Linked DNA regions of Homo sapiens: regions 1, 3 and 4 are each linked to region 2. The links are chromatin contacts, found by Hi-C in ENCODE. All regions are on one chromosome and are shown on one strand. The core of a region is the stretch at or near the end of the contact, and the rest is flanking DNA. Distances in the headings are between cores, read along the strand shown.

The links. A loop is a pair of places that touch in the nucleus more often than their neighbours do. Pooled maps may share reads with other maps.
Region 1: a map of CD8-positive, alpha-beta T cell shows a loop between it and region 2 (20-fold over the local background). The contact joins the promoter of BTBD7 here to the promoter of DICER1 in region 2. A Hi-C loop is called at or near these places in 2 of 168 maps with a recorded cell type or tissue (both CD8-positive, alpha-beta T cell) and 13 of 50 pooled maps.
Region 3: a map of CD8-positive, alpha-beta T cell shows a loop between it and region 2 (14-fold over the local background). The contact joins the promoter of AK7 here to the promoter of DICER1 in region 2. A Hi-C loop is called at or near these places in 2 of 168 maps with a recorded cell type or tissue (both CD8-positive, alpha-beta T cell), 1 of 37 single-sample maps with no recorded cell type and 8 of 50 pooled maps.
Region 4: a loop to region 2 is called in a map of B cell, with 14 times the contacts of the local background. The contact joins the promoter of VRK1 here to the promoter of DICER1 in region 2. A Hi-C loop is called at or near these places in 2 of 168 maps with a recorded cell type or tissue (B cell and CD4-positive, alpha-beta T cell) and 8 of 50 pooled maps.

What each region holds. Positions count from the first base shown.
Region 1 is chr14:93,331,779-93,334,700 of GRCh38, reverse strand. BTBD7 (BTB domain containing 7) reads left to right here and starts at 1,665. Exons shown (of 11, transcript NM_001002860.4): 1 at 1,665-1,881. It also overlaps a transcript of UNC79 not described here.
Region 2 is chr14:95,156,083-95,158,782 of GRCh38, reverse strand. It overlaps DICER1 (dicer 1, ribonuclease III), which reads left to right and starts at 1,254. Exons shown (of 27, transcript NM_177438.3): 1 at 1,254-1,553. It overlaps DICER1-AS1 (DICER1 antisense RNA 1), which reads right to left and starts at 1,095. Exons shown (of 4, transcript NR_015415.1): 1 at 925-1,095; 2 at 549-590. RefSeq lists enhancers at 784-853, 894-993 and silencers at 1,084-1,543, 1,604-1,963.
Region 3 is chr14:96,390,594-96,393,515 of GRCh38, reverse strand. It overlaps AK7 (adenylate kinase 7), which reads right to left and starts at 1,388. Exons shown (of 18, transcript NM_152327.5): 1 at 1,257-1,388. The coding sequence starts at 1,361. RefSeq lists a silencer at 1,319-1,828.
Region 4 is chr14:96,796,037-96,798,826 of GRCh38, reverse strand. VRK1 (VRK serine/threonine kinase 1) reads right to left here and starts at 1,445. Exons shown (of 13, transcript NM_003384.3): 1 at 1,380-1,445. RefSeq lists an enhancer at 588-1,119 and silencers at 1,064-1,353, 1,364-1,563.

The sequences.
Region 1 (2,922 bases), core at 416-2,915, 1.8 Mb after region 2:
GTTGCATTGATCGATCCGCACAGTTCAAACCCGTGTTGTTCAAGTGTTAACTGTATTTAGCAAATTAAGACAAAGGTAAAATGATGGAAAATAACAGTAAATGGCTTGAATTTAGATAAGGTTCACTTACGCCTTTGGGGAAGTATAAAAGTGTGGAACAAGAGGTGGACACTCAGAGGTAATCATTGGCTCCAATTAGATGGACCTATTTCTTTTATATTTTCTCACTTTTCCATGCATTTCTTGTCTATCGCCCTGAGGCTGTATGTTCAACTGAAGTGACCCTTACCAGCTAGAGGGGAATTTCAGGCAAGGGACTGCTACAATCTCTGCTACAATCTCCAAACCTTCAAGGATTGGGTAAGAGGGTGAAAAGGGTGAGATGGGTAAAGAAAATGAAGTAATACAAATTGGAAAGAGCTATCCTTTTCAAGGAAGTAAGGTGATGAAGAATGAGGGTGAGGAAAATACAAATCTGAAGGAAGTCCAGAGGAAAACAACAATGATATTGTCTCCAACTGAATATGAAAAGCATAAAATAATGGAGGGTCAAGAGATGGTTAAAAACACATCACAAAATTCCAAATTGCTCTTATCCTTTGAAGCTTAGAGGTGGTTTCAGAACAACAACAACAAAAAACTGTGTGACACAAAACTTGTTAAACAATGGGTAGAGATTGAAAATGCAAATACAATACTTTCAAATAAATTCCCAGAGTTGCTAATGTCTATCAGAGGAAAAGGAGGTGTAACGGTGCCTCCTCACTGGGTTCAGAATGCCTGGGTTCTGATCTTGGCTTGCCTACTTGTTAGTATTTCTGAGCCTGTCTCCTTGGTTGTAAAACAGCAATAAAAACACCTATCCTGACTACCACAAAGGGTGGCTTTGGCGTTCAAATGAAACCATGGATCTCTCTGGAAAACGACAGTGCCCCATAAATACAGTATTTTTGTTATTGCATCGCTGAAATTATTGCAAACCCCCAAACAAGGGGCATCTAGGGAAGAGCGACTTGGCTCTCCCACGTGGCGACTGTGTGTTTTCATCAATTTTGTCCTTTGTTTACAGGGGTATCTTGTTAAGGAAAACTTTTCAGTGTCTTAAAGATTATTTTTTAACCTACTACACAAGTAGCAAGGTGGTGCCTGTAAAAGTACCATGCAGACAAGTGCTTACGATAGACAAGTGCTCACTGCCAAGAAGCAGCCACCGGAATGCCAGGACTGTCAGCAATGACTTTCCGCGGAAGAGTTGTTCTCGAGAAAGATGCACTCATTGCATGCGACCACCCGAGGGACGCCGGCCGCCGAACGGAAACATGAATTCGTGGAAATGGCCATCTGGTGACGTAGTAGTGACACAGTTCTTATATTCTGATACATTTAATAATGTGTCACAATTCGCTGGACTAAGCAGGATGCTGCCACAAGAGGCAAACTCCCAGCGACCCGACGCCCGGCTCCCAGCCGACGAGCAAAAATAATGCGCGCGCACTCCGCTCCCATGGATCCAGCGAACGCACCGCCCCCCCACGCGGCCCGACTCGCGCGGCGACGTCGGGCCACGTGACCCTGAGCGGGACGACGGCAGGGGAGGGCGGGGGCTCCGGCCGGCTCCGCAGCGCCGCGCAGGCGCCCCAGGGCCACGCCGAACCGAGCCCCTCCTGCTCCGTCTAGGAGTCAAAATGGCGGCGAGGGGAACCTGGAGCAGTCCCGGAGCCTGAGCCACTGACAGGAGAGGAGAGGGCGGCGGCGGCGGCGGTGGGAGGAGGATGGCCGGGGGTGCTGGCGCCGGTGCGGACGGCGGTGCTGGTGGCGGCGGCGGCGGAGGCGACGGCAGCGGTCCCAGCGGCAGCAGCAGCGGCGGGAGGAGCCTCCGGGGTGAGTGTCCCTTGGTGTCTCTGAGGCTGTGGAGCCGAGGCTGTGTCCGGTGTGGCGCGGGGCGTCCGGGAGAGGAAGGGGCTGTTCTTAGGCGTGGGGGCGCCGGGGCTGGGGCCAAGCCGCCGCGGGAGGCGCTGGGGCGCCGGGCGGGGAGGGGCCAGTCGTCCGTCTGGGGCTGAGGCGCGGCGGCGCCGGACTGGCCGGTCTCTGTGCGCTCCGAGGGGCGGGCTGGAGCGCGCCGCCGTCCCTGGGGCAGGGGCGCGAGGTGTGGCGCTCGGGGCGGGGAGAGCGGCCCGAGGGAGTCGCGACGGCAGCCCGGCCGGCTTTGGGCTCCGGGCGCCGAGGGGCGGGACCCGTCGCTCCCAGGACGCTGAGAAACCGCTCCCGAGACGGGGGCGCGTGTTTACCCGGGTGCGGGGTTGCGACCGCCAGGGGTGGGCGTGAGAGTGGCCGGCGGGGTCTGGGAAGGGAGCAGGCCTGAGGACTGCTACTCCCAGGGGAAGTTAGATTGTCCGGGTAAGTTACTATTGCGGGATAAACCTGGAATTGAGCTTTGACAGGTTGGGAGGGAGACAATACCGAGTGTTTGATAAAGAAGAGGAGGCTGTGCTTGTTGGACTACTTGAATGGCAAAAAGTGTGCATATTTCAGTACCTTATTTGCACAGTGTTTGCTAGCTTTACCCCGAGGGTGAGAACTTTCTCACCGTTTTTCAAGAAACTCTGAGGAGTGTTGTTTCTCCTGTGAACTACAATTGCACGTCTTCACATACCAGCACAGATAATAAGTACTCTGGAGTAGGCCTAATTTACAGAAGCAGTCTTGGTTATCTACACCAGAGCACTGTTAACTCTGCGAAAACATCTTACTGTAATGAGAAAGTAGACATTTTTACAGAATTACTTAGCTTTTTCAACTAACAACCTTTTTGGGGGGGGGGAGACGGAGTCTCGCTCTGTCACCCAGGCTGGAGAACAGTGGTGCGATCTCGACTCACTGCAACCTCCGCCTCTCAGGTTCAAGCGATTCTCCTGTCTCAGC
Region 2 (2,700 bases), core at 5-2,504:
GGCGGAGATTGCAGTAAGCCCAGGTCGCACCACTGCACTCCAGCCTGGAGACAGAGTGAGACTCCGTCTCAAAAGAAAAAAAAAAAAAAAACAGGAAGCAGTTTCAGCACCTACCTCACAATGTGCACACAGTTAAAGCACCTACCTCACAGGGTGCACACAGTTAAAGCACCTACCTCACAGGGTGCACCTAAGGATCACAGGCATGCAAGCCCTAGATCAGCCTGCCCAATGGCAATATAATGCAGGCCACAGGTGACATTTAAAATTCTGTAGAACCCACACTAAAAAATAAACAAATAAAACTTTTATCCCAATATATGGAAAAAGTTTATCACTTCAACATGTAACAATTTTTTGAACATTATTTGGTAAAGAATGCATATATCTCGATTCCGACTAGCCATACTTTAAGTGCTCAGGAGCCATGTGGGGCTGGTGGCCCCAAACTGAACAGCACAGCCCAGGCAGCAGGGGCGCATAGTAGGTTCTGCTCACGCCCATGGTCTGAAAGAAACACGGTTGCAGTTGCTGTGAGCACACCTCACCTGGAGCAAACCGGCCTATCAGGGGGTCCACTGAAGAGATGTCTACATTTGGGGATAAATTAAGAAGATGTTCTTTAAGCCAGCCACTTATTTAATTCCCACCGATATTTTAATTCCTAGCTTCAAGCTGTGGTGCGCGGTTCCGACCTATGCAAATGAACAGCTTACAAACAGAGGGCCACCATCTATTTCTCATTATCTGGGGATCCCGGTTGGGGTGGGGGGCGGAAGTGGGTGTTTGTTATTTCCCCAAATGCGGAGGCCCCTGCACCACTAACGCGAGGAAACGCAGGCGAGTGGGAAGGTACTTTAAAAAGGGGAGGGAGGTGCTCAGAGGGAAGCTAAGCTCTCCGGGAAACAATTACGGCCACGTTACGGTCTGTGGGTGCCAGAAGGAGCAACAATGGAGGCAGTCGAATTCCGAGAGCTCAGAGAGTCTGCCAAACTTAGCCGGCCTCGGCGCGCGGGTTCCCGGGGGCCCCAAAAACTCCGGGCAACTGCGGCCCAACGCCAAGGTCCAGTCCAGGCGCTGGGCCGCAAACGCCTCTCCGGCCTCCGCGCGCGCGCCCGCTGTCTCCCTGCTCCTGAGTGGCTGGGGGGCCGGGATTAACCTTTCACCGCCAGGCCCTGTCCAATCACAGGCTCGCTCTCATGCCGCCACGGGGCGAGCGGAGCGTGGGGGCGCGGAGGGGCGGTGCGGGAGCCAGTGGGATTCTCCAAGCGGCTGTGCGCCGTTGCCGCGGGCCGTGCGCTGGCTGCCGGCCAGCCGGGCGCTGCGCAGTCTCCGCAGGCGCCGGCGGGAGGGGTCGAGGCGGAGGCGCGGCGCAGGCTGCTGCAGGCCCAGGTGAATGGAGTAACCTGACAGCGGGGACGAGGCGACGGCGAGCGCGAGGAAATGGCGGCGGGGGCGGCGGCGCCGGGCGGCTCCGGGAGGCCTGGGCTGTGACGCGCGCGCCGGAGCGGGGTCCGATGGTTCTCGAAGGCCCGCGGCGCCCCGTGCTGCAGGTGAGGCGGGCTCCCGCGGAGCAGCTTTGTGTCCGGGGCGGGGAGCGGGTCGCCTGGCCGCGCTCCCGCCTCCGCGCGGAGGCCCGCGTGCCGGCCATGGCCCCGAGCCGCGCGTCCGGGCCTGGCGGGCGCTGACGAAGGGCGCGGCCTCGCCTGCCTCGTCGTCCCGCACAGCGCGGCCTGTGGACCCGGCGTCTGCCCGCCTCGGCTCTGCTCCTGGGCCCGGACCCCGGCGCCTCCCCGCGAGGCAGCCCTGGGAGACTTTCCGGGCCGCCGTGGCGTGGTGGGGGATGCCGGCGCCTGTCCACTCCCCGGCCTGGCGAGGCCTGGGGCTCTTGACAGGTCCCGTCACGCGCGCTAAGGTGGCGCGGGAGCAGCGGAGGTGGAGACGCGCGCCTGACCTGCCGGAGCACCCTGGGGCCCTCCTCTGATGGGGCCGCTGTGCCGCGCCCGGAGGGGACGAAGCTGGGCTCTCGGTCCCTCCCGGGAGGGTCCTGTGTGATTACTGTCAGGGGACCAGATTGGGGCCCTGGGGGGCGGGCAGGGGCCGAGGCCATTCTTTTGCCTCTCCCCTCAGATGTTTTTGTGCCAAAATGCCTAGACCCTGCGGAGGACCCTTTCTTCAGGGTTTTTGATTTTGGGGAAATCAGTGTATGTTTTAAGTTAGCACATCAGATTTCTGTAGATTGTCCAGAAAAGCTGAGTTGCCCTGATGGCTCTGCCTGGAGGTCAGAGCCAGCAAACCACTGAGTGTGTCCTTAGGAACCTGAAGATCCGCGGAAACGTGGAGATGAGTTGGAGGGTCCTATTTGTGTAGTGTTAACTCCGTGCTTTTGTGGAGAGAGTTGTGGTTAAAGGGACACGTTACTGGTCTACACGATAAGTAAGTGTTCTTAGGACTTTCAGGTTTTAAAAACATTCATCTGATGAAAGAGGATCACTTGGACGCCTATGCTTCTGTCTTCGAATATTCTGAATCTTTACAATCCTGATTGTCAGGTGTCTTCGTGGTGCTTGTTTTCAAACAGTGGAAAAGGACTCAGGTTAGGATTTAAGCAACTCGGAAAATATTGTTAAAAATGTGCTGTTAAAACAGGTTAGCTATATTGAATATGTATTGGTGTAAACGTTAAGTTTTCTAAATAAA
Region 3 (2,922 bases), core at 139-2,638, 1.2 Mb before region 2:
GCAAGCAACAGTTCTTCCCCTGGAGCTTCCAGTAGAAACCAACCCTGCTGACACCTTGATCTTGGACTTCTGCCCTCAAGAACTGCGAGAGAATAATTTCTGTTTTATAAGGTCATCCAGTTTGTGGCAATTGGTTACCACAGCCCTAGAAAACTAATACAGATTGTACGTACTGTAGCCTCATCCTATTTTAAGCAGATTTGTCCTGTTCGAAAGTGCAGTCATTAGCCTCAGAGAAGTCTGTCCAGGGTGAGATTAGATTTCTCTGTAGCTCTAGAGGACAGAATTCAGATGGACGGGTCCTACCCACAGGGAATGATAAAATCATGGCTTTCTTTTGACAACTGATCATATTAGCATGAAGGGCCCCAGAGCCCTTTTTCTGAATATCTTCATTTTCCAGGGATAAAGACACAGAAAGGTGAGGAAACTTAATGGAACTCGGGGACCCAAACAGTGTCTGGTCCATAATAGATGCTCAAAAACCATATATTGAAGGGATGGATGAATGAAAAACGCTTCATGGGCAATATAAAAATTTGATTTACTCACGCCTGTAATCCCTTTTGGATTTACTCGGCCTGTAATTTGGGAGGCCGAGACGGGTGGGTCACGAGGTCAGGAGATCGATCGAGACCATCCTGGCTAACACAGTGAAACCCCGTCTCTGCTAAAAATACAAAAAATTAGCCGGGCGCGGTGTCGGGCGCCTGTAGTCCCAGCTACTCGGAGGCTGAGGCAGGAGAATGGCGTGAACCCGGGAGGCGGAGCTTGCAGTGAGCCGAGATCGCGCCACTGCACTCCAGCCTGGGCGACAGAGCAAGGCTCCGTCTCAAAAAAAAAAAATTGATTTATTTTCTCGTTTAGCTGCCTGCTTCAAAATCGATGGAAGGGTAGAAAGAGAACCTAGGAGGGGGCAAGAGACCTGGAGTCTCTGTCCAGGTTCTGGCCTCAACTCTCTATGTGATCTTGGGCAAGTCCCTGCCTCTTAGCCTCAGTTTCCCCTCATTAAAAGGAGGAACAGGGGATGGACCAGTGATTTCCAGACACCTGAGCTTCCATGTAGAATCTCTTGACCAGCCTGGGTGCGGACTGGGGTCCAGGGGGCATTGGTGGTGCCCAGGACGCGGGACCCTCCCTGAGGAAAGGCCCCGACAGCGCCCTGGGGCGCAGACCCTCGCTGGGTTTGCGGACCGGGGGCCGAGGGCTGGGAGCTGAGAGCTGGCGTGAGGCTCTGGGCCGCCGCCGCCGCTCACCTTCCCGATGTTTCCGCTGCTGTAGGAATCCAACAGGTTTATAAACACCCTCTGGGTCCGGATAACCTTCTCCGTGAGAGCAGCAGTTTCCTCTTCTTCAGCCATGGTGGGAGCCGCGCTGGTTGCTAAGGTGAAAGCGCCACTCGCTTGCCAAGGAGGCGGGGCCCGGGCCAGGGAGGCGGGGCAGGTTCTCTCTGGGGGCGGGGCCTTGGCTCCGGGCAGTTTGCCGGGCGGGGAGGGGCGTGTCGTGGGCGAAGCAGGGAGTGCCGGGCGGGGCGGTGCGTGTCGTGCCCGGCGCTAATCAGGGCGTGCCAGGCGGGACGGGGCAGGCTGTGCCGGTCGCTGGGCGGGGCGTGCCGGGTAGGGCGGGGCGAGTCGTGCCGGGGGGTTGGGCGGGGCATGCCGGGCAGGGCGGGGTGTGTAGTGCAGTGGGCTGGGCGGGGCGCGCCGGGCGAAGCGGGGCTCAGGGCTCGCAACTGCGCGCGCTGTCGGCTGCTGGGCGCCAGGCGGATGTCCCTGCGAGTGCTTTCCGCGGCGCCGCGCGTGCAGCCCGGGTCTCACCCTGGCTTGCTGCCCACTGGGAGCCCTTGGGCAGTGCATGGTTTCTTTCCGAAGCTCCCTGGGCGTCTGTCCCGGGGGGCCATGTGATTGCTGTGCCTTTTTAATCTCCATTGTTCGGAAAGTCTGGAAACACATCCCTGTGTCCGCTTGACCCGATGACTAAAAATAATGAGAATTCTGAAGAAGAGGGAATGGCCCACAGCCTAGGCCTCTCCCCGACACGTGGGAGTTACTCAGCACGCTCCCATGGGGTGGTCTGGCCGGGGCGACGGGACGTAAGCCTCAGCTGCGAAGAAAAGCTGTTGCCATGGAGTTTCGGGCTCCCGAACACCCGAGCGACGCTAGCGTGGTCCCGCCTTGCGGCAGGTGCGGCTTGGTCCGCCGGCTCAGCTCCCTTGGGGGTTGTTTCCAGACGCACGTTCCGGGAAGACCCCTGGTGTCGGCTGGGGGCGACCAGAGCCCGTAGGCGCCCGGGATTCGCTCACATTCACCAAGGGAAGAAATTTAGACTTGACCGTTCCACAAGAGATTATACATGCAGTTGCTGAGATAAATCCACAAATTAAAAGATAACATTCACCTCGGTGATCACTGGACCATAAAGGTTGTGGTGGACTAAGAATACGCAGTTCCCTTGGAATAGCCTGATCATATTGAACTGTTTTCATGCCTTAAGCATTAACTCCTTAAATGCAAATATTTAACACTTGCAGCAATTGTGTGTGCGTGGTTTCTTCTCGTTCTTTTTATTATTTTTAATAGAGACAGGGTCTCACTATGTTTGTTGCCCAGGCTAGTCTCTAACTCCGGAGCTCAAGAAACTCTCCTGCCTCGTCCTCCCAAAGTGCTGGTATTACAGGCATGAGCCACCACGCCAGCGTTCTTGTTCTTTTTATTTTTAATTTATTTTTTTGAGATGGAGTCTCGCTCTGTCACCCAGACTGGAGTGCAATGGCATAATCTCAGCTCACTGCAACCTCGCCTCCCGGGTTCAAGCGATTCTCCTGCCTCAGCCTTCGAAGTAGCTGGGACTACAGGCGCCTACCACCGTTCCCGGCTAATTTTTGTATTTTTAGTAGAGACAGGTTTTCAGCATGTTGGTCAC
Region 4 (2,790 bases), core at 196-2,695, 1.6 Mb before region 2:
TTCCAATCACTACATGCCATTTTGAAGAACATAAACGTAACCTACATAAAATGACTATATAAAGAACCCTTGCTTCCTTCTGAAAATGCTTCAAAATTCTAGATTAAATTCTCCCCCAAAGTATCATGCTCAGCATGTCATAAAGAAAGGTGCCTTTATTGTCAACTCTTGAAAATAAATGCTGCCCTACTTTTTTTTACTCTTGAATTTCAGTCTCAACAGATGGGCAATTCCAGTTTAAAAAAAAAGAAGAAGAAAAGAAAAACACACACACAATAATTAATGAAGTTCTTCAACAGTTCCCTAAAACCAACATCCTCCCAATAGCAAATTGTATTTCCAAGTTGTTCCAAGAAAGGGACACAGGAAAGGGAAGGGAAGAGTCTATACAAAGGAAAACAAAAATGAGTGACTTGAAAGAAAGGACATCAGAAAAATGGGTGGCCTCAACAGGAACCTATAGTGTCTGACTCTGCTGCTGTCTGTCGAATTTAATTCTACCACCTAAGAGTTTTGAGACGAGAACCACAATACTATTTCGGTGGTAGGAAAAACTATGCGTTGCCCCTGAATGGAGCTGCAACAGTAAAGGATGCCACCCTGCCAGGTAAGGACAGAATGAGGAGGAACTGTCAAACGGTTATGAAAGTCCCTTGCAAAACACACAAGCGGCTCTAACTGCCTTGCACCAGACAGACCCTCAAGTACAGGATCACGGGGCCTCCCCGCGATGTGACAGGGAAATAACGGGCGGCCTCGCGGTCCCCAGGCCTGGCTGCTATCCTCAGGGGTCGGCCTCCCCTCTCAGGTCTCAAGTCAAAGGTCACATCCTCTGAGATGCCCTCCCGGATCACCTAACCTAAAGAGCCTCGCCCCCATTCCTCTAGCCCGCAACTGCCTGTCCCGTTTCTAAGAAAGCATTTCCGTATCCGCAAAACATCGCAGCTGCGTGTGTTGTTTCCCTTCTACAGAGTGAGCTCTGCGGGGCAGGGGCCTCGCCTGCGCTGTTCACCCGGAGCCCCGCCTGACAGAACCGGCTTCCCGGTGAGGCCCGAGGCGGCGTTTGCGAGCTCGGCCGCGACACCACGCGCGTCCAGAACGTGGAGCTCAGATGGGGGCCGGCCTGGCCAGTCCAGGCATCCCCGGGGGCGCCTGCGGGGCCTGAACGAGACAAGGAAGGAGCGGACGCCCGCGCAGGCGGAAGCCACGCGGCGGAGCGCGGTCCCGCGGGGCGACCGAGGCTGACGGCGACTCCCGCACCCCGGTGGACCCACAGGCCGCCCGGAAGGCCCAGTGCCGGCCCCAGCCCCGGCCGCCCGCCTCCGCGCCCCCGGCTCGGCGCGCGAGTCCTCGAGCCGTGTCGCCTGCGGCCTCCCTACCCTAAGCCGCAGACCCGTCGCGTTCTGCCCAGTACGAACTTCCCGCCGCTTTCGCCGACTCGTAACTCGGCAGCGGCGCCGGCCCCTTCGCACCCTGCAGTATGGAGCCTTCCCATTGGCTCGGAGGCGACGAGGAGGGGCGGGACGAGTGGTAACGCGAGGCGCGGGGCGGAGGCTACGCTAGCCCCGCGCCTCCCCGGGAATGCCGGGAGCTGTGGTCCAGCGCTCCCAAGGCATCCTGGGAGTTGGAGTCTCTTAGCGGCAAAGGGAGATCCCCGTCCTTCTGCTCCCTGGTCTTCTAGGAAATGTGGTTTACAGCCTTGTTCGTAGTAGCTTGATTTATTAAGTGTATTGGCAGAGAGTTGGGTGTAAAATAAGTTTCCTGTTTCTGTTAGGATTAAATGAAATAATCTATAGGCAGTACTTTAAACTTAGTTGGTGCTCAATAAATAGCAGATAGTGTTAGTATTATTCTGCCCACTCATTGATATGTGTCTAAATCCTACCTGTTTTTCGAAGCCTATTTCAAAGCATATCTCAATGTCTACCTAATCATCTATAGTGTTTCATCTGTAATCAACGTATGCCACAGTTTGCATTGTGTTTATTATTTATTTTTATTTATTTATTTTTTTGAGACGGAGTCTCACTCTGTCGCCCAGGCTGGAGTACAGTGGCACAGTCTCGGCTCACTGCAAGCTCCGTCTCCCGGGTTCACGCCATTCTCCTGCCTCAGCCTCCCGAGTAGCTGGGACTACAGGCGCTCGCCATCACGCCCAGCTAATTTTTTTCTGTTTTTAGTAGAGACGGGGTTTCACCGTGTTAGCCAGGATGGTCTCGATCTCCTGACCTTGTGATCCGCCCGCCTTGGCCTCGCCAAGTGCTGGGATTACAGGCGTGAGCCACCGCGCCCGGCCGCATTGTGTTTATTATAATCAGCTAAGTCTCCATCACCCATGAGGCTGAGAGCTTATTGGGCACTGGGTCATTGTTCTAGGTCAAAATCACTGAAGTCACAGGCAGAGGGAGATTAACAATGAAGCCAATGAAGCGTAAGCTTCAGGACCTCACTTGCGCAGGTCCCTCAATGAGTTTACATAGCTTTGGGGGTTTATTTGTCGATTTTACTTTTCTTTTTCTTTTTTTTAAAGATATAGTCTCACTTTGTCACCCAGGCTGCAATGCATTGGCGCGATCTCGGTTCACTGCAGCCACGACCTCCTGGGCTCAAGCAATCCTCCCACCTCAACCCTCCGAGTAGCTGGGATTACACGCACAGGCCACCACTTCTGGCTAATTTTTGTATTTTTTGTAGAGACAGGGTTTGACCATGTTGCCCAGGCTGGTCTTGAACTCCTGAGCTCAAACAATCCACCCCGCCTCAGCCTCCCAAAGTGCTAGAATTACAGGC